7 separate regions of the Homo sapiens genome follow, and regions 1, 3, 4, 5, 6 and 7 are each linked to region 2. Evidence: chromatin contacts called from ENCODE Hi-C or POLR2A ChIA-PET data. All regions are on one chromosome and are shown on one strand. The core of a region is the stretch at or near the end of the contact, and the rest is flanking DNA. Distances in the headings are between cores, read along the strand shown. Region 1 holds the start of OXT (oxytocin/neurophysin I prepropeptide). Region 2 holds the start of STK35 (serine/threonine kinase 35). Region 3 holds the start of PCED1A (PC-esterase domain containing 1A). Region 4 holds the start of RAD21L1 (RAD21 cohesin complex component like 1). Region 5 holds the start of MRPS26 (mitochondrial ribosomal protein S26). Region 6 holds the start of PSMF1 (proteasome inhibitor subunit 1). Region 7 holds the start of EBF4 (EBF family member 4).

The links. A loop is a pair of places that touch in the nucleus more often than their neighbours do. ChIA-PET counts read pairs that join two places held with the same protein, here RNA polymerase II (POLR2A). Pooled maps may share reads with other maps.
Region 1: a pooled map shows a loop between it and region 2 (2.4-fold over the local background). The contact joins the promoter of OXT here to the promoter of STK35 in region 2. A Hi-C loop is called at or near these places in 1 of 50 pooled maps. POLR2A ChIA-PET finds 5 or more read pairs at or near these places in 2 of 52 experiments (AG04450 and activated B cell).
Region 3: a loop to region 2 is called in a pooled map, with 26 times the contacts of the local background. The contact joins the promoter of PCED1A here to the promoter of STK35 in region 2. A Hi-C loop is called at or near these places in 1 of 168 maps with a recorded cell type or tissue (CD8-positive, alpha-beta T cell), 1 of 37 single-sample maps with no recorded cell type and 9 of 50 pooled maps.
Region 4: a map of CD4-positive, alpha-beta T cell shows a loop between it and region 2 (5-fold over the local background). The contact joins the promoter of RAD21L1 here to the promoter of STK35 in region 2. A Hi-C loop is called at or near these places in 2 of 168 maps with a recorded cell type or tissue (CD4-positive, alpha-beta T cell and naive thymus-derived CD4-positive, alpha-beta T cell), 1 of 37 single-sample maps with no recorded cell type and 8 of 50 pooled maps.
Region 5: a pooled map shows a loop between it and region 2 (8-fold over the local background). The contact joins the promoter of MRPS26 here to the promoter of STK35 in region 2. A Hi-C loop is called at or near these places in 2 of 37 single-sample maps with no recorded cell type and 11 of 50 pooled maps.
Region 6: a loop to region 2 is called in a map of CD8-positive, alpha-beta T cell, with 22 times the contacts of the local background. The contact joins the promoter of PSMF1 here to the promoter of STK35 in region 2. A Hi-C loop is called at or near these places in 5 of 168 maps with a recorded cell type or tissue (CD4-positive, alpha-beta T cell, CD8-positive, alpha-beta T cell, body of pancreas and 1 more), 8 of 37 single-sample maps with no recorded cell type and 19 of 50 pooled maps. POLR2A ChIA-PET finds 5 or more read pairs at or near these places in 1 of 52 experiments (AG04450).
Region 7: a loop to region 2 is called in a pooled map, with 2.9 times the contacts of the local background. The contact joins the promoter of EBF4 here to the promoter of STK35 in region 2. A Hi-C loop is called at or near these places in 2 of 50 pooled maps. POLR2A ChIA-PET finds 5 or more read pairs at or near these places in 2 of 52 experiments (T-cell and activated T-cell).

What each region holds. Positions count from the first base shown.
Region 1 is chr20:3,069,877-3,073,594 of GRCh38, reverse strand. It overlaps OXT (oxytocin/neurophysin I prepropeptide), which reads right to left and starts at 1,975. Exons shown (of 3, transcript NM_000915.4): 1 at 1,820-1,975; 2 at 1,317-1,518; 3 at 1,078-1,232. The coding sequence starts at 1,939. The coding sequence ends at 1,177. It overlaps LOC101929098 (a long non-coding RNA gene), which reads left to right and starts at 1,296. Exons shown (of 2, transcript XR_430278.4): 1 at 1,296-1,398. RefSeq lists an enhancer at 189-724 and a silencer at 1,200-1,309.
Region 2 is chr20:2,099,692-2,103,796 of GRCh38, reverse strand. It overlaps STK35 (serine/threonine kinase 35), which reads right to left and starts at 1,970. Exons shown (of 4, transcript NM_080836.4): 1 at 1,622-1,970; 2 at 432-1,029. The coding sequence starts at 1,915. RefSeq lists silencers at 555-604, 625-1,154, 1,445-1,494, 1,505-1,794, 1,895-2,084 and an enhancer at 241-1,209.
Region 3 is chr20:2,838,284-2,841,929 of GRCh38, reverse strand. PCED1A (PC-esterase domain containing 1A) reads left to right here and starts at 1,275. Exons shown (of 8, transcript NM_022760.6): 1 at 1,275-1,719; 2 at 1,997-2,141; 3 at 2,659-2,738; 4 at 2,848-3,086; 5 at 3,184-3,334; 6 at 3,452-3,646. The coding sequence starts at 2,018. It overlaps VPS16 (VPS16 core subunit of CORVET and HOPS complexes), which reads right to left and starts at 1,185. Exons shown (of 24, transcript NM_022575.4): 1 at 1,103-1,185. The coding sequence starts at 1,155. RefSeq lists enhancers at 377-908, 1,442-1,973, 3,450-3,646.
Region 4 is chr20:1,223,953-1,227,594 of GRCh38, reverse strand. It overlaps RAD21L1 (RAD21 cohesin complex component like 1), which reads right to left and starts at 1,551. Exons shown (of 14, transcript NM_001384355.1): 1 at 1,455-1,551. RefSeq lists a silencer at 1,290-1,339.
Region 5 is chr20:3,044,504-3,048,053 of GRCh38, reverse strand. It overlaps MRPS26 (mitochondrial ribosomal protein S26), which reads right to left and starts at 2,002. Exons shown (of 4, transcript NM_030811.4): 1 at 1,774-2,002; 2 at 1,535-1,681; 3 at 1,317-1,440; 4 at 1-319. The coding sequence starts at 1,985. The coding sequence ends at 185. GNRH2 (gonadotropin releasing hormone 2) reads right to left here. Exons shown (of 4, transcript NM_178331.2): 2 at 3,486-3,550; 3 at 3,218-3,354; 4 at 2,307-2,368. The coding sequence ends at 2,318. RefSeq lists enhancers at 1,061-1,120, 2,461-2,520 and a silencer at 1,491-2,360.
Region 6 is chr20:1,117,229-1,120,814 of GRCh38, reverse strand. It overlaps PSMF1 (proteasome inhibitor subunit 1), which reads right to left and starts at 2,213. Exons shown (of 7, transcript NM_006814.5): 1 at 1,913-2,213. The coding sequence starts at 2,041. It overlaps LOC105372493 (a long non-coding RNA gene), which reads left to right and starts at 2,367. Exons shown (of 2, transcript NR_136535.1): 1 at 2,367-2,431; 2 at 2,827-2,963. RefSeq lists enhancers at 1,941-2,070, 2,111-2,300, 2,311-2,360, 2,371-2,420, 1,820-2,462.
Region 7 is chr20:2,690,525-2,694,347 of GRCh38, reverse strand. It overlaps EBF4 (EBF family member 4), which reads right to left and starts at 1,568. Exons shown (of 17, transcript NM_001395167.1): 1 at 566-1,568. The coding sequence starts at 702. LOC105372507 (a long non-coding RNA gene) reads left to right here and starts at 1,728. Exons shown (of 3, transcript XR_937210.3): 1 at 1,728-2,282; 2 at 2,884-3,008. RefSeq lists an enhancer at 1-397.

The DNA.
Region 1 (3,718 bases), core at 726-3,225, 970 kb before region 2:
TTGAAACGTTGACTGGGCACGGTGGCTCACACCTATCATCCCAGCACTTTGGGAGGCCGAGGTGGGTGGATCACCTGACATCAGGAGTTTGAGACCAGCCTGGTCTACGTGGTGAAACCCCATCTCTACTGAAAATACAAAAATTAGCAAGATGTGGTGTTGGGTGCCTGTAGTCCCAGCCACTCAGGAGGCTGAGGCAGGTGAATCGCTTGAACCCGGGAGGCAGAGGTTGCAGTGAGGTGAGATTGCATCATTGTACTCCAGCCTGGGCAACAAGAGCGAAACTCGATCTCAAAAAAAAAAAAGATTAAGTTGTTTGAGACCTGTCTCAGATACTTTTGCTTCACCGATAGGAGATAGAGGTTAAGAGCTTCTCTTTGTTCATGTCATTTCTGTGGCCCTGGGCTCTCAAGATCCCCTGTCCGCTTGTGGGGTCCCCAGCCCTGACATGTTTTATTGCACAGGCAGGAGTAGAGCTGCTGGGTCAGACCCAGCCCTGGGGACACCAGGGACGGTCATGCTGGCATTCAAGCCCAGTCCCGGCAGCTTGGGCTCCTCTTCTGAGCGTGCCAGTGGCCTCCTGGGGGCCAGCTCCTTGGAAACATGTTGGCCCTTCAGCTGCTCCCCAGGGCCCCCTCCCCCCAGGCCCGCTCCGCTCCCTCAACTTCTAAGTGTGGCTCAAACCTCCTTTCAGGGGTCAGGAAGCCATTCAGTGTGCACTGCCCGCTTCCTGTGGTCATCCCGCTCAGACCCTTGTCTGTATTTGCTCCCTCATCCTCGTCTTTTTGAATTTTGAAAGATCCCCTGAGGTGCAGCCTGCTGTAGGCCTCAGCCCAGGCTGGGAGCGGGAAGCTGGGGCTGTTTCCACGTCCTCAGAGCCTTTGTGCCCCTCCCTCTTCCAGCCCCTCCAGGGTGGTGGCAGCCAGAACAGCACCCGCTCTGTCCCCTCGGGTAGCCGGGACACGTCTTCCTGGGCCAGCTCTGAGCGCAACAAGCCACAGGTCCAACGCGCGCGATCTTCCAGTCCCACAATGCCCCCTCCCCGTCCCATTTCTGGCACTTAGACACGAGTCAAGGTAGAGGAGAAAAACCTGCTTTATTTTATTTTCACCATTTCTGGGGTGGCTATGGGGGAAGCGAGTGGCGCGCTTCGAGGGTGTTCGGAGCCATCAAGTTTCAGCGCTGGGAGAAGGTGGCTTCCGCGTCGCAGGCAGGGTCGGCGTGGCAGCCGTCTGGAGGAAGAGGTGGAGTCAGGGGAATCCCGGCCGCACCCCCGCCCGCCTCCCCCTGGCCCCGGAGCGCCTTGCCCCGCTCACCCGGGCTGCAGCAGAGGCCCAAGACCGCGCAGCGGCCCCCGCTCCCGCACGCCTTCTGGCCGGACTGGCAGGGCGACGGCAGGTAGTTCTCCTCCTGGCAGCGCAGCGCTTCGGCGGTGCCCACGAAGCAGCCCAGCTCTTCCGCGCAGCAGATATTGGGCCCGAAGCAGCGGCCTTTGCCCCCGGGGCCGCAGGGGAGGCACTGCGGGGACGGGCGGGGTGAGCGGGAGCCGGGGCGGCGCTGGGGACTCGCTCGGAGGACCCTGCGAGGCCGGCCGGGGTGCGCCGGGCAAGGATGCTGGGGTCCGGGGTTCGGAGTTCGGGCGGGACAGCGGGGCTGAGACGCGCTGGGGCGCCGTGGGGGCCTCGACCGCGGTCAAGGGCGGGGCGTCAAAATCCGCTCAGCTCCTGGAGTTCTCAGGCGAGGCCGGAGCGGGGCGCGCCCCTGTGGCTGCGGGTCCCTCCCTCCCCGGAGCGCCGCGGGACCAGGGCTGGGGACTCACCTTGCGCACGTCGAGGTCCGGCGCGGCCCTCTTGCCTCCCAGGGGGCAGTTCTGGATGTAGCAGGCGGAGGTCAGCGCCAGGAGGCCGAGCAGACAGCAAGCGAGGCTGGGGCCGGCCATGGTGCGGGTGCGCTGGGTCCAGGGTCCGTGACTGGTGGCGGTCTCTCCGGCCTGGCCTTTTTATGCCTGGGCATTGCGTCGGTGGAGCTCTGTTTAAGAGGTTGGTAGTATGATTGGTCACAGAGGGTCGCCGTGGGTCAGGCCGAGTGCGTACGGGCTTTCCTCTTCATTAGCAGGGCCTGGGCCGGGGTCAAGGTCACCGCGTTGGCTAATGGTCTGGGCACAGAAGGTGAGGTGCCTTGCGGAAGGGAGCAGGCCGGGGTGGCCTGGGCCACTAGGGTGGGACAGGGAGAATTTGGGGTGGGGTGTGGCCCAGCCGAAGACTTTATCCAGCCTCCCAGTACCTCGAGGAGGGGGGCTGGGGCAGGGAAGGTGGACGCTGGGACCCCTCCAGGTGGGAGGAGGCTCTGGCAGGATCCGCCCACCCTCTTGGCCCACCACGCATGTGGATCATTGTCCCCTCTTTTAGGAACATTTCCTCTTCCTAAACCCAAATTTCCAGAAAACCTCTTCACCCTCACCACACAGCAACACCCACTTCCCTGCACCTGAAACTTGGATAGGAAGAGATCACATCTGTCTCTAATCTGTAACTGATATTCCACCTTTCCTTTCACTATAAATTAGGCAACAAACCACAGCAGAATTAGCAATACCTGTGGCTTTGTCACAAATCAAAATAGAAGATAACTTCCTATCACAGCTGTCACAAATGCCTCTATATACTGTTTAGATTCATTATATCTTCAAAATTATCACAGTTATTGGGCCACGACCAGATCTTGCTATCTAATGGTTAAAGAAGCACGTTTATGACACCATCAAAATGTGTTTTGGCTGGGCGCTGTGGCTCACGCCTGCAATCCCAATACTTTGGGAGTCTGAGGTGGGCAGATCACTTGAGACCAGAAGTTCAAGACCAGCCTAGGCAACATAGCGAGAACCCCCAACTCTACAAAAAATACAAAAATTAGCTGGGCGTGTTGGTGTGCTCCTGTAGTCTCAGCTGCTTGGGAGGCTGAGGCAGGAGTACCGCTTAAGCCTGGGAATTCAAGACTGCAGTGAGCTGTGATCGTACCACTGCACTCCAGCCAGAGTGACAGAGCGAGAGCGAGACCCTGTCTCAAAAAAAAAAAAAGTGTTTTAACATTTTGATATCTGAATATAAATATATATATTTTTTTCTTGAGACGGAGTCTCGCTCTGTCGCCCAGGCTGGAGTGCAATGGCGGGCGCCATCTTGGCTCACTGCAACCTCCACCTCCTGGTTTCAAGCGATTCTCCTGTCTCAGCCTCCCAAGTAGCTTGGATTACAGACATGCACCACCACGCCTGGCTAATTTGTGTATTTTCAGTAAAGACGGGGGTTTCACCATGTTGACCAGGCTGGTCTCGAACTCCTGACCTCAGGTGATCCACCCGCCTCAGCCTCCCAAAGTGCTAGGATTACAGGCTTGAGCTGCTGTGCCTGGCCCTGTAATTGGTTTCTTTTGTAATTCTATTTCTCTCATTTTCGACATTAAAATTTTTTTTGGCTGGGCGTGGTGGTTGACCAACCTGGCCAACATGGTGAAACCCCATCTCTACTAAAAATATAAAAATACAAAAATTAGCTGGGCGTGAGGTAGGCACCTGTAATCACAGCTATTCAGGAGGCTGAGGCAGGAGAATCAGTTGAACCCAGGAGGCGGAGGTTGCAGTGAGCCAAGATCATGCCACTGCACTCCAGCCTAGGTGATAGAGCGAGACTCCGTCTCAAAAAAATAAAAATTTTTTTTT
Region 2 (4,105 bases), core at 721-3,220:
GTGGGTCCAGTCAAGTTTTTTCTTTTTGTTTGTTTTGGGAGGGAAAGAGAGAGGCCCTCGGGGGTGAGGAGGCTCCGCAGTTCTGCTACTAACTGAACCCGACCCCTCCTCCACTCCCCCAACCGATCTTAAAAATAGAAGACGTTTAATAACCATAGCTCGCAATTCTTGAGCACTTATTAAGTTAATGGTTAGCACTTAAACGAGCTCTTGTTATGGAAACACCAGCCAACTTTAGGCCCAGGGACTGATCTTAGGACCTGAGAAGAGAGGGCCGAATGCCTGGGCCCAGGAAAGGAGGGTGTGTCAGGGCACAGGGTGACAGGGACCAGGTCTGAGGCCTAGGAAGGCCAGGAACAGTGTGGGCCAAGCCGTCCGGAGAGCAGGGGGTCCAGGCCCTGCGTGGGTGGAAAGGCCCGCGGTGCTCCTACCTTTCAGCGAGGTCTCCACCAGGCGCAGGTAAAGCTGCGAGCTCTTGTTGCCGTGACTCATGCGCTGGGCTAACCCATTGCGCTGCAGGACGCACTCCTCAAACTGCACGACGTTCTGGTGGCGCCGCTTGAGGCTGGTGAGGGCCCAGAATTCAGCCAGCGCCAGCTCCACGTTCTCGGGGGCGTCGCAGCGGATCTTCTTGACCGCCACCCGGGCCCCGCTGCGCCCGGCCACTGCCTCATAAACCACGCCGTAGCTGCCGCGCCCGATCTCCGCCAACAGGCTGTAACGCGGCCGCGCGGACCCGCCACCGCCCTCAGGCCGTCGCCGCGCCAGGAAGGCCTCGCCCGGGGCCTCGGCCGCCACCGGATCCATGGCCCGGGCCGCCGCCGCCGGCCTCAGCTTCGTGCTGGGCGCCCGCGGCACTGGGCTTCGCCTTTTCCGCTCCGGGCTTTGTGTACCTCTGCGGGCGCCGTCCTTCCCCGTTTCCATGGCTGCGGGCGGCGGGGGGAGCAGCAACGGCGCTGCCCGGGCCCCCCCTGCCTCATCCCTCCGTCCGGCCCTGGGACGCGGAGGAGCCGGACCTTGGATTGTGACCTGCGGGCGAAAGAATCGGTTAAACGGCCAGGCCAAGGCGGGGAGGCCAGGAGCGTAGGCCGCGGGGCGTCCCACCTCCTCCTCCCCCGGCCGCCGCGGCCCCTTTAAGACGGAAGCCACCGCCGCTGATTGAACGGGGGAGGGGAGGGGAAAGCGGGAAAGACCGAACCACTGGGCAGCAGCTCAGAGGGGGAACCGGAAAGAAAAGCACAAACTCTCCGCTCTCTCTGTTAGCTTGTCATGTAGCGATAGGAAAAAGAAGAGCCAGCAAGCTTCACGCCTTCTGAAAACCGCTTAGAGACGCGATTTGGCCGGCGGAAATATTTTTCTTTGCTTGGCCCCCTCTGTGACGCTCCTCCCCGCGCCCCGCCTTGTGTTCGCCCGGGTGTAAACAGTCCATTGAATTAAGCCCTAGCGGAGCCCAGCGGACCGACCCAAGTCCCCGAGGGCGACGGGTAGAAGGGATTGGCTGAAAAGTTCGGCTTCTCGGAGTGCGACTGGCCGAGGACCCGATTTCCCTTCCCAAGCGCGGAGGCAGTGGCAGTAACTCCAGCCTCGGCGCTGGCCTTCAGTCCTCCAACGGCGCCCTTACCTGGCCCGCGCACCTCCACTTCCGGGCGGCCCGTTTCCCCCCTGGAGCCCCTGCCTGGGGATGGTCCGCTCCGGGCCCGGGCTGCCTCCGGGACCGAGCAGCGCGGGAGGTGGCGGCCCGAGCCCGGCGTGTAGCGGATCCTTCTGCTGCCGCGGCGCTCGCTGGGGAAGCCTGGGCTCCTAGGCTCCCGTGGCTTTCCACGTGTTCGCGCCAGCTGAGCCCTTTACATAACCTCTTTACATAAGCTGCACCTCCCGCCGGCGCCCGGGCCAGCGGAGACTCCTGGTGGCCCATCCCCCGGGACGCCAGCCGAGTGAGCCCTGCACCGCCCGGTCCTGCAAAGGTCGACGGAGCAGCCGCAGCCGAGCGCACCGGCACGCCTTGCCGGGACCCAATCACTGGCGAGAACACCCAGCCAACAAAAAATAGGCGCGAAATTCCCGTGATCCGCGGCGGGCTCCGGGTCTCCGCAGCGGCCCGCGCATCACTATCCCTTCTCGCCTGATCTGCGTGAAGACCAACCGTCCGCAGTAGGCGCCTAATAAATACTGACTGGGTGATTGTCTTGGTCGTTTGATTCATAGCTCTGTCCTGGGAACCTCAGGGACTGGGTTGGAATCCCGACCTTCCCTTCTACCAGCCCAGTGATCTTGTGCAAATCATTGACCCACCCTGAGCATCCGTTTATCTAATGATCCTCTGCAAAATGGATAGAATGGGCTTTAATTCCCAGGAATGATAGACCCAAATGAAATACCTAGATGGAGGCTAATTGGGTGTGGGGCTGTTAGTACCCAAAGCTCCCATTTAGGCACAGATTTTTGAATATTTTGTTCTGTATTTTGTATTCCAGTGTAGGCCTAGTGGGTGCCCAGTGTTTGTTAACTGAATCTACAGATGTTTATTGAACACCCGTAATGTGCTAGGCACCATTCCAAGTCGCTGGGGAAAGAGCAATAGACAAGGCAGTTTCTGCCTTGGTTGAGGTTCTGTGCCACTGCAGGAGACAAACCACATGGGTGGCCTTGGGCAAGTTAGTCAACCTTCTTGTGTATTTGTTCCTTACCTGTAAGAAGATCCACAGAGGTTATACAGGTAAAGCACTTAGGACAGCCTTGCACACAATGTTAAGTATTATTAAATAAATGCACAGGATAATTTTTGCCAGTGGTAAGTGTGATGGAGAAAAAGAATGAGCTAAAGAGTGCTCACTGGATACAGGCCATTTCTTATAATGTATTTGGTCGCTGAAAACCTCTTAACTTTTTTGTGATTAAATTTCAAATTTACACATAAATTTCAAGAATCGTAAAGATCATATACTTTTCCACTAGAATAACAAATTGTTATATTTTGCTGCATATCCATATCCTCTCGTGTATGTGTATATATACACACAAATACATATTGTGTGTGGATATCTATATGGTATATACCCCAAAAGAAAGGAAATCAGTATACGGTATATAGATATTCACACACACACATATATAATGTATATATTCTTTTTTACTACATCATTTTAGAGTTTCCAACATCAAACTCCTTTATCCTAAATATATGTGTGTGTTTCCTTAAAAAAAAGACATTATCTGGCATAATCTCAGTACAGTGGTCAAAAATCAGGAATTTTAACAATGATACAATTGTTTTATTTAATACACTCCATCCATATTTAAATTTTGCTAATGGTCCCAATAATGTCCTTTATAGCTATTCCCCAGGATCCAATTCAGGATCAGACGTTGCACTGAGTTGTCATGCCTCTTTAGTTTCTTTTAATCTGGAAGGGCAGTTAGTTATCCAGCCTTTCTTTGTCTTTCATGACCTTGACATTTTTGAAGAATACTGGCGAGTTATATTGTAGAATGTCCCTAAATTTTTATTCATCTGTGTTTTCTTATTAGTTTCAGAGTATCCATTTTTCTCTCCTCCCCCACCCCCCACCAACCCATCCCTTGCTATTCTGAGAGGGTATGCATTTTTTGGCAGGACTACTGCTGAAAAAAGTTGCCTCCTCAGGGCCTTTCATCAGGAGGCACATGGCATTGTGTTTGTCCCAGTATTCGTGGTGTTAACTTCCATCATTTGGTTGAGGTGGTGTAGGAGTAGTTACACTCTACCATAAAGTTACGATTTTTCCTTCTGTAACTATTAAGTATTCTGTGGGAAGATATTTTGAGACTATTTAAATATCCTCTTCTTTAGACTCTTACCCACTGGTTTCAGAATTCATGGTGATTCTTGCTTGAAACAATTATTACAGTTGCAAAATGGTGATCAGAAGGTCTTTTTAACCATAACCTTTTTTCTATTTCTGTGAAGAATGTCATTGGTATTTTGATAGGGATTGCATTGACTCTTTAGATTGCTTTGGGTAGTATGGACATTTTAACCAATGTTGATTCTTCCTATCCATGAACATGAAATATCTTTCCATTTTTTGTGTGTCCTCTTCAATTTCTTTAATCAGTGTTTTATAGT
Region 3 (3,646 bases), core at 26-2,525, 740 kb before region 2:
ATACAAAAATTAGCCGGGCGTGGTGACAGGGGCCTGCAGTCTCAGCCACTCGGGAGGCTGAGGCAGGAGAATCCCTTGAACCCGGGAGGCGGAGGTTGCAGTGAGCCGAGTGCCCCTGCACTCCAGCCTGGGCAACAGAGGAAGACTCTGTCAAAAAAAAAAAAAATGCTTTCAGCCCTGAAGGAGCCTGGTTTAGCAGAAGAAACCTATACAAATGTCGCCTAAATATACAAATAGACCATACCTAAAAGACCCTAGCACTGGGCCCAGTGAGGCCCACAGGATTCTATTGGGGGAGAATCAGGCACAGTTCCAGAAAGAACCCTTGAACTACTAAGTCCTGAAGGATGCGCAAAATTCTTCAGTGAGATAAAGAGAGAAATGGCAGTATCCACAGAAACTGCAGACTGGTTAGGGCCTTGTAATTCTGCGCAGCTGGAACGCAAGATTTGGGTAGGAGAGCGGTAGATGAGGTTGGAGAGACAAACGGGCTGCCTTACAGATAGACGTTCCACGAGAAGTTCGTAGTTTTTCCTATTAGGGAAGCTATGGGAAAATCCTAATCTGGGTAACGATGTAACGGGTTTACACTTTAGAAAAATCCGTGGTTTAGGACTCTACAACTCCCATGGGCGGGCTGCCCTAACCCAGGGGTTCCCACTTCCGCTGTTCCGGGATTCACGGACGACTCGCCCCCTTTTCCCAGCCTTGGTCAGCACTGTTACCCCGCCCGCCGTGCGATCCCGCCCCCCTCGGAGCGCCCCTGTGGTCTGACTTCAGCAGCACTTTCCGGCAGGAGACTGGGCACTCGCTGTCACCCGCGAGCTGCCTCCCTCAGCGAGATCTGAGCATCTTTCCGGAGGCTAACAGACCTGGGCTTCGGGGTGACCACTGTGCTTGCCTCAGTTTCCTTTTCTGGAGCAGGGGAAGGCCCGGCTCCCTGCCCAAAGGCGGCTGTGCGCTAAGTGGCAGACGCTCGGGGAGAGCCGGCGCGGGGCGGACCCCAGCGCCAGTAGTGACAGGGGCGAACGCCGCCGGGAGACTCCAGCCGGCGGGCGAGCAGGGTAAGCCAGGCCGTGGGCGGGAGGGCGGGGCAGCTCACCGGTAAAAGGCAGAGTCCCCGAGTGGGTTCCAGTTCGCCGTGTAGCAGTCCATGGCTGGTGCAGACGGCAGCTGGGAAGCACCGAGGGGACACCCACCTAGAGCGGGCTCCAGGCCGGCACTTCCGCTTCCGCCCGTCCGGGTCACGTGGCGAGGCCGCCGCCGCGGCCATCACCACTGTGGGCAGCCTCACTTGGCTGCCGCCCCGAGACCCCAGCCCGTACCTGGGCTTCGCGCCCGCCAAGTGGGCCCAGCCCTGGCTCCTGCGCCCTGTGGCGGCCACCTCCATCGCCTTGCTTTCCCTTCGGGCACTGGGGGTCGCTCAGGGCGGGACATGGGTGAACGGAAGTGGAAGCTGTGAGCGTCGCAGCCCGAGGCGCCGAGGCCTGAGGCGCCGTCGGGGCCACAGCGACGCTCGCATGGAGAGCGCTGGGCGCTGGGCTGTGCACCGACGGCTAACCTGGACCCACGGTCTCTGCGGGGCGGGAGCTTTGCAGAACCGACTGGCCGACTGGGGCGCGGGAACATGAGGCTTGGCTAGGAGCCCGCTGCGGGCCAGGCGCGCGGTGCGCAGGCATACCCGGGTCGCGGGTGAACACCGCGGAGCCCCGGGACTTGGTAATTGGCGCGAGCGGGTGCGCGCATGCGCGGGACGGCGGCGGGCACGTGGCGAGGCGCAGGGCGGCGCCGCGCGGGAAGCTCCCCAGTGCCCTGGAGGCCTGCTGGCTGGACGACCCCCTGCCTCTGGTACCAAGTGTGACCAAGGCTGGCGCCACCATGGCTCTGCTGCCGTCACCTCCTCCCTTTAGCATTGAGCAGCCCCGGAGGGGCTAGCCCTGAGGCTGACCTGCCCAGAGTCCCCACCATCGCGCTGCTTAGTGGCCTCTCCCTGCAGCCTGTCGTTGCTGGTGGCGGCATGGTCTTCTGTCTGTCGAGCGAGGAGCCGCGCCGCCCGCTGCGAAGCGACATGGTCCACTTCCAGGCCTCGGAAGTCCAGCAGCTGCTACACAACAAGTTCGTGGTCATCTTGGGGGACTCCAGTGAGTGCCTCTTCTAGGGTGACGCTTCCAGTCCCACACCTTGCAGCCCGTTCAGTGTGTCTGGACCATTTGTTTCCATCTCACATCTCTTGTCTGTCTTCTGGTCTGTTCCGTCCAGTAGGTTTTCTCTTTTTATGTCCCACACATCTTCCACAGGAGTCCTGACAGGTGTAATAACCTGTGCACTTTTTAGCCCATCCTTGCTCAGCATTTCTCGCCCTGACAGCTCCCCATAATTTCCATCACGAAAGCGTTGCATTGTGTAGTGTGTCTCCTGGGTGACTTGGCCGACTTAATTTCTGCCAGGTGATCTTGGGTCACTGTATACTGCTGGCCAGGAGGCACACAGAACAGAGGCAATGCCAGGACTTTTTAACCTCATCTTTTCTCCTGCGTCTAAGTCAACCACAGAGCTGGTGTCGGGCACCTCAGCCCTGGGAAAATGGGGTCCTGGACTTGGAAGGAGCTGGGGCAGGCTGAGGTCTGCCTCAGCCTTGGGATCTCTGTCTCCTCCCAGTTCAGAGGGCTGTGTACAAGGACCTGGTGCTCTTGCTCCAGAAAGACTCACTGCTCACAGCTGCCCAGCTGAAAGCCAAGGTGAGGGAAGCTTGGTGGCCATGTCAGTGGTGGGTGGGCACAGACCCTGGCCTGGCAGGGTTCTCCTCCCTGGCATGGGTCTGACCAGTAGGGTGGGGGGGGTGGGTAGGGGGAGCTGAGCTTTGAACAGGACCAGCTGGTGGCTGGGGGCCAGCTGGGCGAGCTGCACAACGGGACACAGTATCGTGAGGTCCGCCAGTTCTGCTCGGGCTCTGGCCACCACCTTGTGCGCTTCTACTTCCTCACTCGTGTTTACTCCGAGTACCTTGAGGATGTTCTGGAAGAGCTGACATATGGACCTGCCCCGGACCTGGTGATCATCAACTCCTGCCTCTGGGATCTCTCCAGGTTGGGGCGAGGGAAAGGGGAATACTGGTTGGGGCTGGAAGTACGGCTGAGGCAGTCCACCCTTGTGCTCTTGCCCACCCTGTGTGTTATCCAACAGATATGGTCGCTGCTCAATGGAGAGCTACCGGGAGAACCTGGAGCGGGTGTTTGTGCGCATGGACCAAGTATTGCCAGACTCCTGCCTGCTGGTGTGGAACATGGCGATGCCCCTCGGGGAACGTATCACTGGGGGTTTCCTCCTGCCAGAGGCAAGTGACTGAGGCCCATCAGGACAAGAGATGGGATAGCAGACTGGTAGATAGGACACCCTGCTTTCAGACCCTGCTGCGTTCTGTGGCTCTTAGAGGCTGCACTTTCTCACTTAGCTCCAGCCCCTGGCAGGCTCCCTGCGGCGGGATGTGGTTGAAGGGAACTTCTACAGTGCTACGCTGGCCGGGGACCACTGCTTTGATGTCCTAGACCTCCACTTTCACTTCCGGCATGCAGTACAGCACCGTCATCGGGATGGTGTCCACTGGGACCAGCATGCACACCGCCACCTCTCACACCTGCTTCTGACC
Region 4 (3,642 bases), core at 302-2,801, 880 kb after region 2:
TTATTGCTTACATATAAGTAATCTTACACTGCCACTATGGAAGCTTCTTTTTGCTTCTTTTCTACTTAAGATACTGATAAAAGAGAAAACTGAGCCAAGACGAACACAAAGTCGGCGAAAGAATTAAAAACTTAGGTAAACTTCCATCAGTGTCTATTTGTACCGCAAGAATTCAATCATTATGCCCCAACTAAAGGTGACGCAATCCGCCAAACCATGTTCCCCTACGGGGCAGCTGGAGATTTTAATGCATATGGCTTGTACCTTGCGCTGGTTCCACTACTTTCCTTTTTAGTCTGTGTGTTTCGCTCTCTCGGAATAAATTCCTATTTATCTTTTTAAATGGCTCCCAGTGGTGTGAGGTACTTTTAAAATGTACTTTTTGGCCTGGCGCAGTGGCTCACGCCTGTAATCCCAGCACTGTGGGAGGCTGAGGCGGGCGGATCACTTTGATGCCAGGAACTGGAGACCAGCCTGGCCAACATGGTGAAACCCCGTCTCTACTAAAAGTACAAAAAGTAGCCAGGCACGGTGGCGGGCGTCTGTAATCCCAGCTACTTGGGAGGCTGAGGCAGGAGAATCGCTCGAACCCGGGAGACGGAGGCTGCAATGAGCCGCGATCGCCCTACTGCACTCCAGCCTGGGCGACAGAGGGCGACTCCGTCTCAAAAAAATCAAATGTACTTTTTAAGTGATGGACTTCTTAAAAGAGAAAACAAACAAAGAAAAAACCCAAACCCTGAGATTTGCTATTCCTGAGACATTGATTTTCCCGAGCACATATTACCTAACCTTTTTCCCCTCCCCACAAAATACGCACACAAACTCCCCCCGCACCCTCCCGCCCCACGTCCCGGAGGCTTTTTCAGTCTCCAGATTGAACTGACTTCGTGCAACGTGAAGCCACCGGGATGGGGCCACTCCGTGGAAACCGGCCCGCAAAGGGCAGGGTGGCGGCGGTGGCGGGGAGGGAGCGAAGGGAGGGAGGAAGGGGTCGGAAGGGGACCGGGCGGGGACCCTGGGAGAGGGGCGTGGGGAGAGAGGGCTGAGCCGGGCAGGGCGAGACCCTTCCGGGCGTGAGGGAGGGGAAAGCAAAGTGCAGGGGCTGGGAAGAGCTGACGGCCACGCTCAGGGGCAGGGGGACGCCAAAGGCTCCTCCACAGACGACTCCTCAGAGTTCCGGGCCGGGTGCTCACAGAGGGAAACTGAGGCCACAGCGCCCATTTTCTTCCGCGTGCGGGCGAGGAGACCCCGGGTCGCGCCTCCAGCCCCAGCTGGGCTGCGGGCGACGACCTTTCTTCCTCAGGCGGGACCCTCCGGGCTTGGCGCCGCGAGCTAACACGGCGTGAGGCGCCGGCGCCGGGTGCGTGTGGGAATGTGGGTGGCGGCGGCCCCCATCTCCCAGCCCGCCTACAGCACTCGGGGTCCGGCCGGCCTCTCAGGCTGCGCCCTACTTTCAAAGCCTCGTCTGAGGTGTGGCGTGCCAGAGCAGGGGCTGCGAGGAGTCGCCAAGTCAGCTTGGCCGGGTTCTTGGCGCCGCTGGGCGTCTGCAATGCGCGGCAGGCGCGGGGCGGGGAGGGGCGGGGCGTGGAGAAGGCGGGGCAGTGGGCGAGGGCGGGGCGTGCAGGGGACGGGGCGGAGCAGTGGGCGAGGGGCGGGGCGTGCAGGGGACGGGGCGGGGCAGTGGGCGAGGGCGGGGCGTGCAGGGGACGGGGCGGGGCGTGCAGGAGACGGGGCGGGGCAGTGGGCGATGGACGGGACTGACAGGGGATGGGGCGGGGCAGTGGGCGAGGGGCGGGGCGTGCAGGGGATGGAGAGGGACGGGCAGGACATGGGGAGGGGCGTGGAGGGGTATGGACGGGCGGGGCGGGGCAGTGGCTGAGGGACCGGGGGCAGGGGGCGGGGAAGGGCGGGCCAGCGACCGAGGGACTGGGCGCGGCGGCGGCGGCGGCGGCTGGGGGTACGGACAGAGTAGGGCAGTGCGCTAGAGTGGAGAGGACCGGGACTGAGAGGGACGAGGGCGCAGGGCGTTGGTGGGGACAGTGGACGGGGCAGGAGGGATAGAGTCAGACAGTGAGCAAGGCGCACCGGTCCTAGTGCGCAGTCTCCGGCTTTGTCCTGGCGCTCGGACCTGAGACACCTGAGCAGGGGCATGACAGGGATGGGGCCTGGGCCCCATAGTCCTGTTGTGAAAGGTGATCTTTCTGGCTGATCTCTGAACATCCCTATGATGCAGTCCAGTCTCTTCTCTTCCACTTATAGCTGGAGGTCACTGGAGAAATTCTTTAATCCCTTGAACCTCAGATTTTCTCATCTGTAAAGTGAAAATAATAAAAGTACTCGCGCCGTAGGATATTGTAAGAAATAAATAAAATGAACCATGAAAAGAGCCAAGCAATAATAAGTGCTCTACAAATATTAGCTATTATTATTATTGTTATTATTAAAAAGATTATTCACATTGACCTGCCCTTTGGGGACAGCAAATATTTTCCAGCCTGGAATATCACAGTTCTCAGTAGTCAAGGCCAAGTGCTAGAACCTGAGAAAAATCCTGCAAGAGCATCAGGATGCAAGGCTGGTTTCCTCTCTTGAGTTTGATAGTAAATACTAATAAATCTTGGAGCGGCAATGGCATCCAATATAAGGTTATTGATAAGGTTCAGGCTCCTGGCTGGGCATTTTCATGGGTTGTCTCATTGACTCTTCAAACAATCTCACAAAAGTAGTTACTGGTTTTCCCCTTTTGAATAAGGAAAGGGCTGGAGAAAAAATAGCAACCTGTCTAGGGTCACGTGGTTGGGAATTGTAGAGACAGGATTCAAATTGAATTCAAATTGAAGTTTAGCTCCCAATTTCCGACCTCAGGAAATGATGTCACGGCAACCATTCAAGAGGATGTCTGGGAGACACCCTTGGTGCCACCCTCATGTCTACTTCAATGCCAGCCCATCAGCAAGCCCATCACTCCACCTTCAAATATGACTTTCATCTACCCCTTCTCAAGATCTCCACCGACTCCACCCTAGTCTAAGCCACCTCTCTCCTGGAAAAGCTCCAACCTCCTGAGCGGTCTCCTTCCTGTCACTCACCTCCCTAAAGCCCATTCTCTACACCAGGGGTTCCCAACCCCGGGTGGGAACAGGGCCGCACAGCAGGAGGTGAACAGTGGACGAGGGAGCCTCACCGCCTGAGCTTCGCCTCCTGTCACATCAGCCGCGCATTAGATTCTCACAGGAGCGCGAAACCTATTGGGAACTGCACATGCGAGGGATCTAGGTTGCCCGCTCCTCACGAGAATCTCATGACCCCCCGCCCACTCGGCTCGTGGAATAATTGTCTTCCACAAAACTGGTCCCTGGTGCCAAATAGGTTGGAGACTGCTGCTCTACACTGAAGCCAGAGGGGTCTTTGAAAAATATAGATCATGGCCAGGTGTGGTGGCTCACGCCTGTAATCCCAGCACTTTGGGAGGCCAAGGCAGGCGGATCACCTGAGGCCAGGAGTTCCAGACCAGCCTGGCCAACACGGCGAAACCCCGTCTCCACTGAAAATACAAAAATTAGCCAGGAGTGGTGGTGGGTGCCTGTAATCCCAGCTACTCGGGAGGTTGAGGCAGGAAAATCGCTTGAACCGAGGAGG
Region 5 (3,550 bases), core at 753-3,252, 940 kb before region 2:
ACAGGGCACTGCGTTTGGAAGTTTCTGACCAAGTGGTGACAGCAGAGGGCAAAACGTGAAGGCTGTGCTGGATAAGGCTGAACCTTCCTCATAAGCAACACCAACTGCTTTATTCCAGGTCAGGGCCAACTCTTCCGCCATGATACATACATGGTCCCTGGCGGGCACTGTCCTTACTGGGCCCCTAGGAGTCCCTGCGTTGTGGCCTGACCACCAGCCCCTCTCTGGTGATGGCCCAGTTGTAGTTCTTCCGGGAGTCCAATGCTGCTTCCACCCGTGCCTCCAGGTTCTCTCGGGTGATGAAGTTTTTCACCTCTTCCTATCGGGAGAGAAAAGCCCAGCTGAACAGGAGCCTTGGGCACATGCCAGCCAGCCCACCCAGCCTGCTGGCCTCTCACCCCACTGAGAAAGCAGCTCCTGCTCTCCCTGGGGAAGCATGCCTGGAACCCAGGTCCTATTTGAGAGCCCCTCTGGCCTCCCAGTGGAGTGATATCAGGTTGCTTTTCCACGTTCCTCTTTTCTCAGACACTTCAGCCATAGCCCCGAGTGCCAGCTATGAAAATCTCACGTCCTGGTAGGTGAAATCCGTCCCTCAGTGGTCCCCTCTGAATCACTCTAACTCATCCTTCCCCCCATTACTTTATTTATTTATTTATTTATTTATTTTGAGACGGAGTCTCACTGTCGCCCAGGATGGAGTGCAGTGGCGCCATCTCGGCTCACTGCAACCTCTGCCTCCTGGGTTCAAGCGATTCTCATGCCTCAGCCTCCCGAGTAGCTGCGATTACTGGCGCACACCACGCCCGGCTAATTTTTGTATTTTTAGGAGAGACGGGGCTTGGCCAGGCTGGACTCGAACTCCCGACCTCAAGTGATACGCCCGCTTCGGCCTCCCATAGTACTGGGATTACAGGCGTGAACCACCGCTCCCAGCCACCCTTCTATACTTTAAATCAAGCCTCATCCATTCTCACTGCATTACTCCTAAGTGGTCTCCCTGCTTTTAAGTCGCACACCTGCTAATCCTAGCCTGAAATACTTAACCCTTCATGGCTTCATCACCTGTTATGCAAAATACAACCTCTTTGTGGAACGCAGGGTCCCTCCCACAGACCTGCTAGGTACCTGAACACTGTCCAATTACTCCGCTCACCTCCGGGTCTTTGCGCCTGACTGGCACTCTCCTCTCCAAATCCGGACCTGCCAACTGTAAGTCTCTGCACATAGCCAGCGCCCGCGTCGCGGTGCCCAGAATTCCCAGTGCCCCGCAAGCCGCGTCCCCGGCTGGAGTCCCACCCTCCGGAGACGTTGCCCACCTGCAGCTGCAGCACTTCCCGCTCCTTGCGCTGCGCCCAGGCCTGCACCTCTTCGGCCTTGCGGGCCTGCTCCAACGCCTGCCGCTGCTCCTGCTCCCGCTCCTCCTGCCGCAGCCTCGCTATCCTGTGAGGGTCAAAGGGCCGAGGCTGAGCGGGGCCCGGGCTTCTCCCAGGCCGGCCAGGCCGCGCCGCCCCGCCCCGCCTCCCGCCCCACGCACCGCAGCTCGTGCAGCCGCCGGTTCTCCGCCTGGTTCCAGGCCATCAGCTCGCGGTGCTCGGCGGCGTCCTTCAGGGCCTTGCGCTCCGCCAGAACCCCGGCTCGGGCCTCGTGCACCTTCCTCTGCACCTCGGACACGAACTCCATCCTGGGTGCAGACGCGCCAGGAATCAGCACCCTCTCCGCCCACTCCCACCGTCACCAGCGCGCGCGGGCGGCCACCTCCCCCCGGCCGCACACCTGAGGGCGCGCACGGTCTGGCGGTAGTGCTGGTAACGCTCCATCAGCACGAAGAACTCCGCAGGGTCCACCGCGGGCGGCATGTTCACTCGCTCGATCTTGGATTTGGCCAGCGGGTCGTGGCGGGTCTTGCGGCCGCGCGCTGGCAGCACCAGAGGGGCCCGGGGCCTGCACGGGGTCCCCGCGCCCAGGCGGCTCAGCGCGCGTAGCATGGCCGAGTCTCCTCACTGCGGCCGCGGTGCCGGGACGCCACCGTGCCCCGGAAGCGGCGCGGGGAACCTTGGGACCTGTAGTCCTCGGGCTGTCCCTCACGCCCCGCCCGGCCGTGTGGCCTCTGGAACCGAAGCGGCGACCCTGCGGACGTCCGCATCCCGCCCCCAGGCTCTGGCCCGGCCTTCCCGCCAGGGCCCGGGGCCATCCCTTAGTTACTCCCGCCCGCGGGGCCGGACCCGCGTCCCTCCAGCCCCCACGCAGGGAAGGGTCTCAGCGGGGAAGACAGGGAGGGGACGAAGGACAGAACTCGACGCAACAGCTTCGGAGAACCTCACACTTTATTGGAGGATGGCGGGGCGGGGCGGGGCTCTCGGGCTGCGGTCTGCGGAGGGAGAGGTGGCGGTCATGTCTCAGGACACTGGTCTCGTAACCGCCGAGCTGCCATCTTCCTGGTTCTCTCCCCTCTCGTCCCCCCCAGTCCCCATGTGGCCTCCCACAGCAGGACGCCCCCCGCCTCCCGTAGAAGCCTGAGGATCCAGCTAGTGTGGGGATCTCCAGCTCCCTTGGGCATGCCCTCTTGTCCACCCTAAACAAGCCTGACGCATAGAAACCTCAGCACATACACACAAATCAGGCGGTAAGACATTGCCTCATAGGAACTAACCACTTTCTTCTTTAGTTACCGGGCTCTCCTGATGCACTGTAAATGTTTGATTTGCAAAACAGTAGCAAACCATTTCCCCACGCCTGTCTTCTGCTATGGTCTTGGGGAGCTCTGCAGTCCCTGAGATGTTCCTAGTGCACATGTCAGTCACCACCTGGTCCTCTTGGCCCTGTTGTCTGTTTGAGTGAGGTTGCATCCCTCACCTCTTTCCACTGGCCTGGGGTCTGTCCACCTCAAGACAGTCATTGGCTTGTCAGGATGCCTGTGGGATCCCATGGCCACCACTGTCTTATAGAACAATTATCTCCTTCTAGTCTACTAGTGACTTTGGTCTTTAACCCAAGTGCTTTGTAAATTGTCTAGAATCCTCCTGGGAAATAGGAAGGATAGCAGACAGCACCCTGCTGTGTGCAGTAGGGGCACTGAGAAATGGCTGGGGGTGCTGTGGCAGGGGGCATCTCAGTGGTGTTTCATTCTCCCCACCCTCCCAGCACCCAACCCTAAGCCACAATGGCCTCTGATGACCAGTGGCTGGTCTTGATGCTGGGGACCTCTCACCCTACTCACCAGCAGTGTCCGTGCCAGGTGTCGCTTCCTGTGAAGGGACCACTGGGCCGTGGTCCTGCCCTCCCAGGGCATGCTGTCGTCCAGGGGAGCCAGGGCATCACTTGGGAGGCCATGGGCAGTCTGGACTGGGCTGCCTGCTGCAGTGTCCAGGGCCCTTCCTTAGAAGGGAACTGATGCTGTCCTCCCTACCCCGACCTCAGGCTCCAGGAGGGTGGGGGAGCCCCCGGCCATCACTTTCTTCCTCCCCATGAGGCTGGGAGACACCCACCTGGGGGCCTAAGGGCATTCTGGGGATCCTGGGCTGAGCTGAGGGCTCGCTTTCCTCCAGGGTAC
Region 6 (3,586 bases), core at 964-3,463, 980 kb after region 2:
GGGGAGTGAGGTACATGAGGAGGGACAGAGTGCAAAGCAGAGCTGTTCCATCTGAAGGACAAGACAAAGGGCAGGGGGAGCTGAGGGCCAATGGAGGAGATCCCAGGTCAAAATCAAATCTTACTCCTCTTCTCAGCCCCACTGTCCCCTGCACCATCCCACATACCAGTTTCTTTGAAGAATCTAGGAAAAGTTGAAATAAAATGACTGGGGCAAGTGAAGAGCTGCTTAAGATTAAAAAGCTGGAGTAAGACAAGTGGGGAGACAAGATTTCTGTTAGGGGAACTATGCATTGAAAGAGGGGCCTGACGCTGAAATGGGGGTGCTGTCTCTACCTGGTCCCAAGGTCTGAAATGCTGGAAGACATTTGGAAGGTATGTGGAATGAAGAGCAGCACAAAGAGAAAGGTCAGGGACAGATGTGTTTGGGAAGGTGAAATGATTCCTGCTTCCAGGTATGTGTGTGTGAAAGGCTAGCTGTTCTTTTCCATCCTCATATCTAGTCTTAGAGCCCATTTGAGAGATGAAGTATGTGTGAGTTTGGAGGTGGGAATGGGGATCCTGAGTGTGTACCTGGGGTCCCAGTGAGATAATTGAGGTCTGGGGAAAAAAAGAGCCAGAAATCCCTGACGGTTCTTGTGTTCTGATTCCTGCTGGAGGGGGTAAAGTGTGAGAGGGGTATGGTGGTCTTGGTCTTTAGTTCTAAGAGACAGAGAGGAATAGGGACAGCAGTGAGGGGTGGGGGAAAGGGGATACTTGTCTAAGTGCTCAGAATGTACAAAGCAAGTTTGAAGAGAGGTCCCTAAAGCTATGTCAGGAGGGGAGAATTAAGACTCTATTTGAGAAGCTAAAAAAAATGATTAGAGGAGTTGAGAACTGAAGCAGTCAAAAAGGAGAGGAAGGGTGAAATCTCATGGCAAGATGCAATAGGTGGGGTGGTCTGTTTCCCATGGCTAGTCTTGGTTCTGAGAGTGAGAGAACAGTGACAGTGAGGGGCAGGCATGGAGGCAGGCCCACTTCTCCCAGGAAGCAGATGTCTAGGATGATGTGGATGTTGGGGATGAGGGTCACAGGGAAGAGACAGGAAAGAAAGAAGAATGCCAGAGCAAAGAATTAGTGAGGTGGGTTGGGTCCAGCAGTCCTAGAACTCTGTGGGGATGACAACGACGTCCCTAGCTGTAAGAGGTGGAGCCTGGGGATGGGAGAAGAGGGGCTGGCCCTATGGGGACAACTATGAGGAGAAAATCTTATATGACCCTCACACCCAGGGTGTATGTGTGTACGACTCTGGGGGTGATTGCTTCCTAGAGCTTGAGTTGGGGATGGCAGTAGCGAGTGGACTATGCTGGGCCCTTCAGTAAAGGGTGAAAGGCGTGTGAACTCTCTGGGCCCATGCTAACGGGTGAAAAAAGGGCCCTGGCCTGGGGCTGAGTAGGTCAAAGCTCACTCCTGTACCTGTGCTTGGATCCAGATGTTTGGTGGAGGCTCTACTGTGGTATGAGGGCGGAACTGAGTCAGTCCCCTCACCCCGAGGCTGGGTGGTAAGGAGTTCAGACGGGATCAGGTGGGTGAGAAGTGCTCTGGGGAGCTAAACTCCTGTCTAGATTCTTTGCCATTCTATGGAATGCTAGATCCACACAGTCCTGGCCTGAGAGGCTGCCAGGCTGTGTTGAAGCGAGTGTCCGCCCTTGAGTTTACAAATCATGTTGTGCCAGCTGTGCCGTGAGGGACTCTGGGCTGGGATGGGGCAGGTGAGCAACCTCCGACCCGCAGGTTTTACCAACGCTGCCATCTGCCCCAGACCCTGCACTGGGAGAAGCGGGGAAATCGGGCGCTCTGGACCAGGCCTCCGGTACTCTGAGTTTGGGCAGAAGACAGTTCCCTCCTCCACCCTGGCCGGCTCCGTGGCGTACCTGGTCACCGACACCCAAGCCGAAGTAACCGTGTGTCACCACTTCCCAATGCAAGAAGCAGACGAGCGCGTCCTGCCTGCAGGTGATGGCCGGCGCTGCCGATGCGAACAGTACCTCCAGGCCCGCCATGAGCGCCCGCGACTTCGGCGTCTGGAGGAAAGAAGGGGGCGGGGGTAGTGCAGTGAGCCGGCTCCGCGGCCGGGGTAGCTATAACTCTGCTTCCCTCTTGCGCTGGTTCTTGCCGAGTCCACACCTGAGACCAAAATGGAGACGCCCGGGGACGGGGCGGGGCGGGGAAGCCGGAAGTAGTCCCAACAGCGGGCGCAACTGCGTGAGGCGCGCCGGGTTGGCAACGCGAGCGCAGCACTGAAAGGTTCCGCCAGGGAGTGCGAGCGGGGCGTGGCCCCTCAAAGCCGGAAGCCGGGTCTTGGCGGCAGTCGACAGGATCGCCTGACGCGGGCACAGCGTCCTCCAAGAGGCCACCTTGCTGAGAGGCAGACTTCCCATCCACAAAATGGGGTATGCTAGGCCGGGGAAGGGGCTGGGAAATGTGGCTAAAATACATTCTTAATAATCGTTAACACGTTCGCCGTGCTTGCTACCGTCCACATTATTCTAAACGCTTTACTTGTATTCATTTATTTAATCTTCACAACCCAACTCTATGCAGTTGATATTAACGATTAATGTGCCTCATTGCACAGATGAGGAAACTGAGGCGCAGAGGGATAATTTGACCAAGATGACAACAGCCAGCCGGTGAACGGCTGAAATGGTTATGGGAACCTGGCAGTCTGGCTTCTAAGATAACATTTATTAAGTGTTTATTGTGTGCTACATCGTGCGCTAAAACCTTTACATCACCCTCTCAACAACTCTATGAAGTATGGACCGTTATTATCCCCATTTTGCAGATGACAAAACGGCTCAGAGTTGAAACCACTTCTCCAAGGAGACACAACTGCTGCCCGCAGAGCTGAAGCTCCTGACCCACTATCAAATTTCAATCATTTATTTGCCTACCCCCTTTATGATTTTTACCACCCGTTACTTCAACAAGTTTCATGAAATCCACTTATTGTTTTTACCCAAATAAATTTAGTTTCCCCATCCCAGTCACTAACCTGGTTCAAGCTCCTGTCATCTTTCACTTGGATGCCTGGCATCAGCCTCAGAACTGCCCCATTCCATTCCTGTCTCTCTCTAGTCTGTACTGCACTCCGCAACCAGAGAGATTCTGTTAGAAAACAAGTCAGATCGGCCAGGTGTGGCGGCTCATGCCTGTAATCCCAGCACTTTGTGAGGCCGAGGCAGGCGGATCACTTGAGGTCAGGAGTTTGAGACCAGCCTGGCCAACATGGTGAAACCCTGTCTCTACTAAAAATACAAAAATTAGCTGGGTGTGGTGGCGCACGCCTTTAGTCCCAGGTACTCGGGAGGCTGAGGCATGAGAATCAATCGAACCCGGGAGGTGGAGGTGGAGGTTGCAGTGAGCCAAGATCGCACCATTGCACTTCAGCCTGGGCAACAGAGCGATCTTCTGTCTCAAAAAAGAAAAAAAAAAAAAAAGAAAAGTCAGATCACATCCGTTGGCTCAAAATCGTCACACTCAATGGAAAAGTAAAGTCCTCCCCATGGTCTGCAGGAATCTGCATGTGGTCTGCCATCTCCTGC
Region 7 (3,823 bases), core at 319-2,818, 590 kb before region 2:
GCCCAGTTCCCAGGCCAATCAGTCCAGCCAGGCCGACTGCCCACCTCATCTCTTCGCCACCGTCCAGCCCCCAGCCGCTTCTCTGGCTCTGCACACCCCCATCCGCCAACTCTGAGGGGCGTGGGAAAGGAAAAAGGGGGCTGGGTTTCGTGCCTTTCCTGACAGAGAGCTGCGGAATTGGACAAGGAGAGTCACTGGGACTGCCCAGGAAGGAGGGGCTGGACGTTCCTAGACGGCCGGTGGCTGTGGGTCATGGCTGGGAGCTCTGCCTCTTCTCTCAGAGCCATAGACAGCCCGGCTGGGGTGGCGTTCACCGCCGCACCCGCGAGCGGCCGTCAGAAATCTACCGGGGCAGCCCGGAGTGGAGGCAGAAGCCCCGCCCCAGCCCGCCCCACAGCCTCAGGAGGCAGCACAGGCACTCCGGACGGGGTGGGCCGGGGAGCTCGCCGGGACCGTCCAGAGTTAGGGCTCCTTCCGCCCCTGGCTCCAGCAGCTCCAGCAAGCTGAGCTGAGGCGGCGCGCAGCCGTCCAACCCGAGCGCACCGGGTCCGGTCCGAGCGCTTACCTCTGCGCCGCGGTGCTGGCGTCCAGGATGCCCGCGCCCTGCATCCAGGAGCGCACTGAGCCCAGGCCGGCGGGCAGCAGCGGCTCCTCCTTCAGGTTCAGCCCGCTGCGGGGCAGAGCGTCCTGCGCAGGGAACATGAGGGCGCGCGGTGAGTGAGCGCCCCCGCCGCCCCGGATCCGGTCCCGCTGAGGCTGCGGGCGTCTAGCTCAGCCCGACCCGACGGCACCAGGCGCCTCCAGCAGCGCAGCGCCGAGTCCGGGTGGCTCAGTGCGCGCTCGCCTCTTGGGCGCTCCCTCGGAGAAAGCGGGTCCGCGGGCGCCGGCGCTGTCCCCTCCCCTCCTGGGGCGCTGGGCGGGGAGATGGAGGGATTCCCCCGCGGCCTGAGCGCTGGCGGGCGGACTGCGAGCGGGGCGGGGAGGGCGGGGAGCGGAGCCCGCACCCGGTCCGCGCGGAGGCGCCCCAGAGGCGCGCTCTGGCGGCTGCCCGGGGCCGCGGTCGTCGGAGGGGGGGCCCGAGCGCCCCGGGAGCTGCCTCGGGCAAGGCGGGGGCGCGGGGCCGCCCGCCCTTTCCCCCTCGCCGCCCCCACCTCCCGCCCGCCCGCCCGCCCGCGGCGCCAGCGCGGGGCGCTGATTACCATCCGGGAGGCGGAGGCTGCGGGCGCGGAGCTCGGCGGCGGCGGCGACAGTGGCGGCAGCGGCGGCAGGAGCAGCAGCAGCCGCGCGTCCCGGGGAAAGGCTGGGGCCGCGCCGGGCCAGCAGACGCCGCCGCCGCCAGCGCCAGCGCCCCGCGTGCCCCGGCGTCCCGGCCCTGCCGTAGCCCCGGGCGGCAGCACCTGGAGCAGCAGCAGCAGCAGCCCGGCCGACTCCCCCCGGGGCCCGGTTCCCGCGCCGCCCCGCCGCGGCCGCCGCCGCCCGCCGCTCCCCGGGGCCTGGCCTCGGGCCCGGGCCATCCCGCCGCCGCCGCCGCCGCCGCCGCCGCTCCCGGGGGAGCGGTAGCCGAAGGGAGGGAGCGCAGGCGGGAGGAGGGATGTCGGGAGCGGGCGGGCCCAGGGGACGGGGGCCCGGGGGAGGCGGGGGCGGGGCGGCGCGGCCGGCCGAGGGGCGGCCGGGGACGTGACATCATCGGGGGAGGAGCGGCCGGGCCCGGGCCGCGGCGGCGGGGCGGACCCTGGCGAGTCGGTCGCCTGGGCTGGGGGCTGCGGCCTGGTCGAGGCCGCGGGAGGGAACGGAAGAGCCCGGCGGGGGCCACGGAAACCCGCGCAGGGAGGATCCGGGGCCGCGCGGCGAGGGAGCCCGGCCCGAGCGGGAGGTGCGCGCCCCGCTGCGCTCGGGAACCTCCGCGGCCTCCCCGTCGCCGCCGGACGAAGCCCCGGCGTCTTCGCGGCCTCATCTCCCTCCCCCGGCACCCGCCGTACTCTCCGCGCCCGACGCCTTGTGCCTGGACTTGCTGCTCATTTTGACGCCTCCGAGCTTTCGCTCTTGACGTCTTTCTCCCGCGTGACTGTACTCCCGCATTTCCCCGGCGACCCTGACCTCACTTTCACCCCAGCTAAGGACTGAAACGTCCCTGCCGTAGGCTGCGGCCCCAGACAAGCTGGGCGAGGTCCCTGCATCCAACCATCCCGATTCCTGATGCTGGGTTACCTAAGCCTAAAGCATTTTCAGTTTCCATCTGTGCCTTTCAGGAACCTCCTGATTTCTGATTGCGAGTTGGACAGGTAGGCTCAGAGCCCAGCTCACCTCCTGTTTCTCCCCAGCCGCGTCCCGTCTCAGATCCCATTCCTTTTTTTTTATTAGTTCCTGGCACAGAAGTCGTCTGGCCCTTGACCGTGGGGCAGAGACATTTCTGCCCCTCTCCCCACGTTGTCCTGGCCAGGCTTCGAGCAAGCCCAGACTGAGTCCAGCACTTTCCTGCAGAACAGCATGGGGGCCACCTGCCCTGCCTGCCATGTTCACGCTCAGACACCCCTGCAATAACACCTTCCTGCTCCAACTCACTCCCATCCTCTTCTGGGGGGCCTCCAAGTGTGAGTTAGCGTTCTGTCACACATTGGCCCAGATGAGGCGTCCTGGGGGCACTGCTGGTTCTCCTGCCATCACAGAGGCCCTCTCACCTCCTTTCCTGGTCTCTTTACCACCCCTTCTCTCTATGCCTCTCCCCATCACCCACAGGGGGCTGCCATTCCCACCAGGACTCCTTCAGGTCTCAGCTTTTACCCTAGGTGGGATTATCAAACATGGGTTTCTCCTTAAGACAATTCTTAAGCCAGTCTCTTTCTCCATCTCCTGATCTGCCTCTCTAAATCTTGCTTCTCACAGTGTGGTCCCCGGACCAGCAGCATTGACATCACCTGGGAGCTGGTGAGGAATCCAGACTCTTAGGCCCTGCCGGGACCTGCTGAATCGGAACCTGCAATTTACCAAGACCTGTACACACATTACATGTGAGAAGCCCCCCCAGAGCTGTTCCACACTTGCTCCACTCCTCTCCCCAACATTCAGACCCACCTCTGGCTCTCTCATTTCCAGCAGACACCCTTCCTCTTACCCAGTGGAGAGGACTCAGGGAATCTTGGCAGAACCCTGCTGGCACCATCAGCGGCGTATGCTCCTCCTCGTTTCTGTCTTTTCACCCGTTCTCTTCTCTCGGTCTTCCACTGTGGAGATGGATGTGGAACCTTTTTGCTTAGTCCTGTCTTCTGCCTTTCCTGAGATTACCCCACCGATCTCCTGTTTGTGTCTCAATATGTTCTTTTCTCTGCTCAGATCTCCCCATTCTTAAAAGAACTGTCCCCTCCTCCTCGCCTCCTTCTTCAATTTCTGCCCCTCCTGTGTCTGAGACCGTTCACAGGAACGCTCTGCCAAGGATGCCTGACTGGCCCCCAGCAAGCCACTCCTGGGGCCCTTGTGTGCTGGCTCCCTTCCAGCCCTGCCTTCCTGCTTCTGCTCTCAGACTCCGTGGTCTCTCTTGGGCTTCAGGGCCTGGGACCTCCTGGCAGCAGTGGGCTACCCCACCCCCCAACCCCACACACACGGGAAACCACCCTGGTGACCAGATATATATATATATATATATATACACATATATATATGCATGTGTATGTATTTACACACACCTGGGAAATATATATATCTGGTGTATATATATTTACACACACCTGGGAAACTGCCCTGATGACCAGAGCACACTGTCTTTCTCCTCTGCCCTCTGAGCACCTCAAGCTGCTGTGCCTGGCGCTCTTCTTCTGTTCTCCCCTCA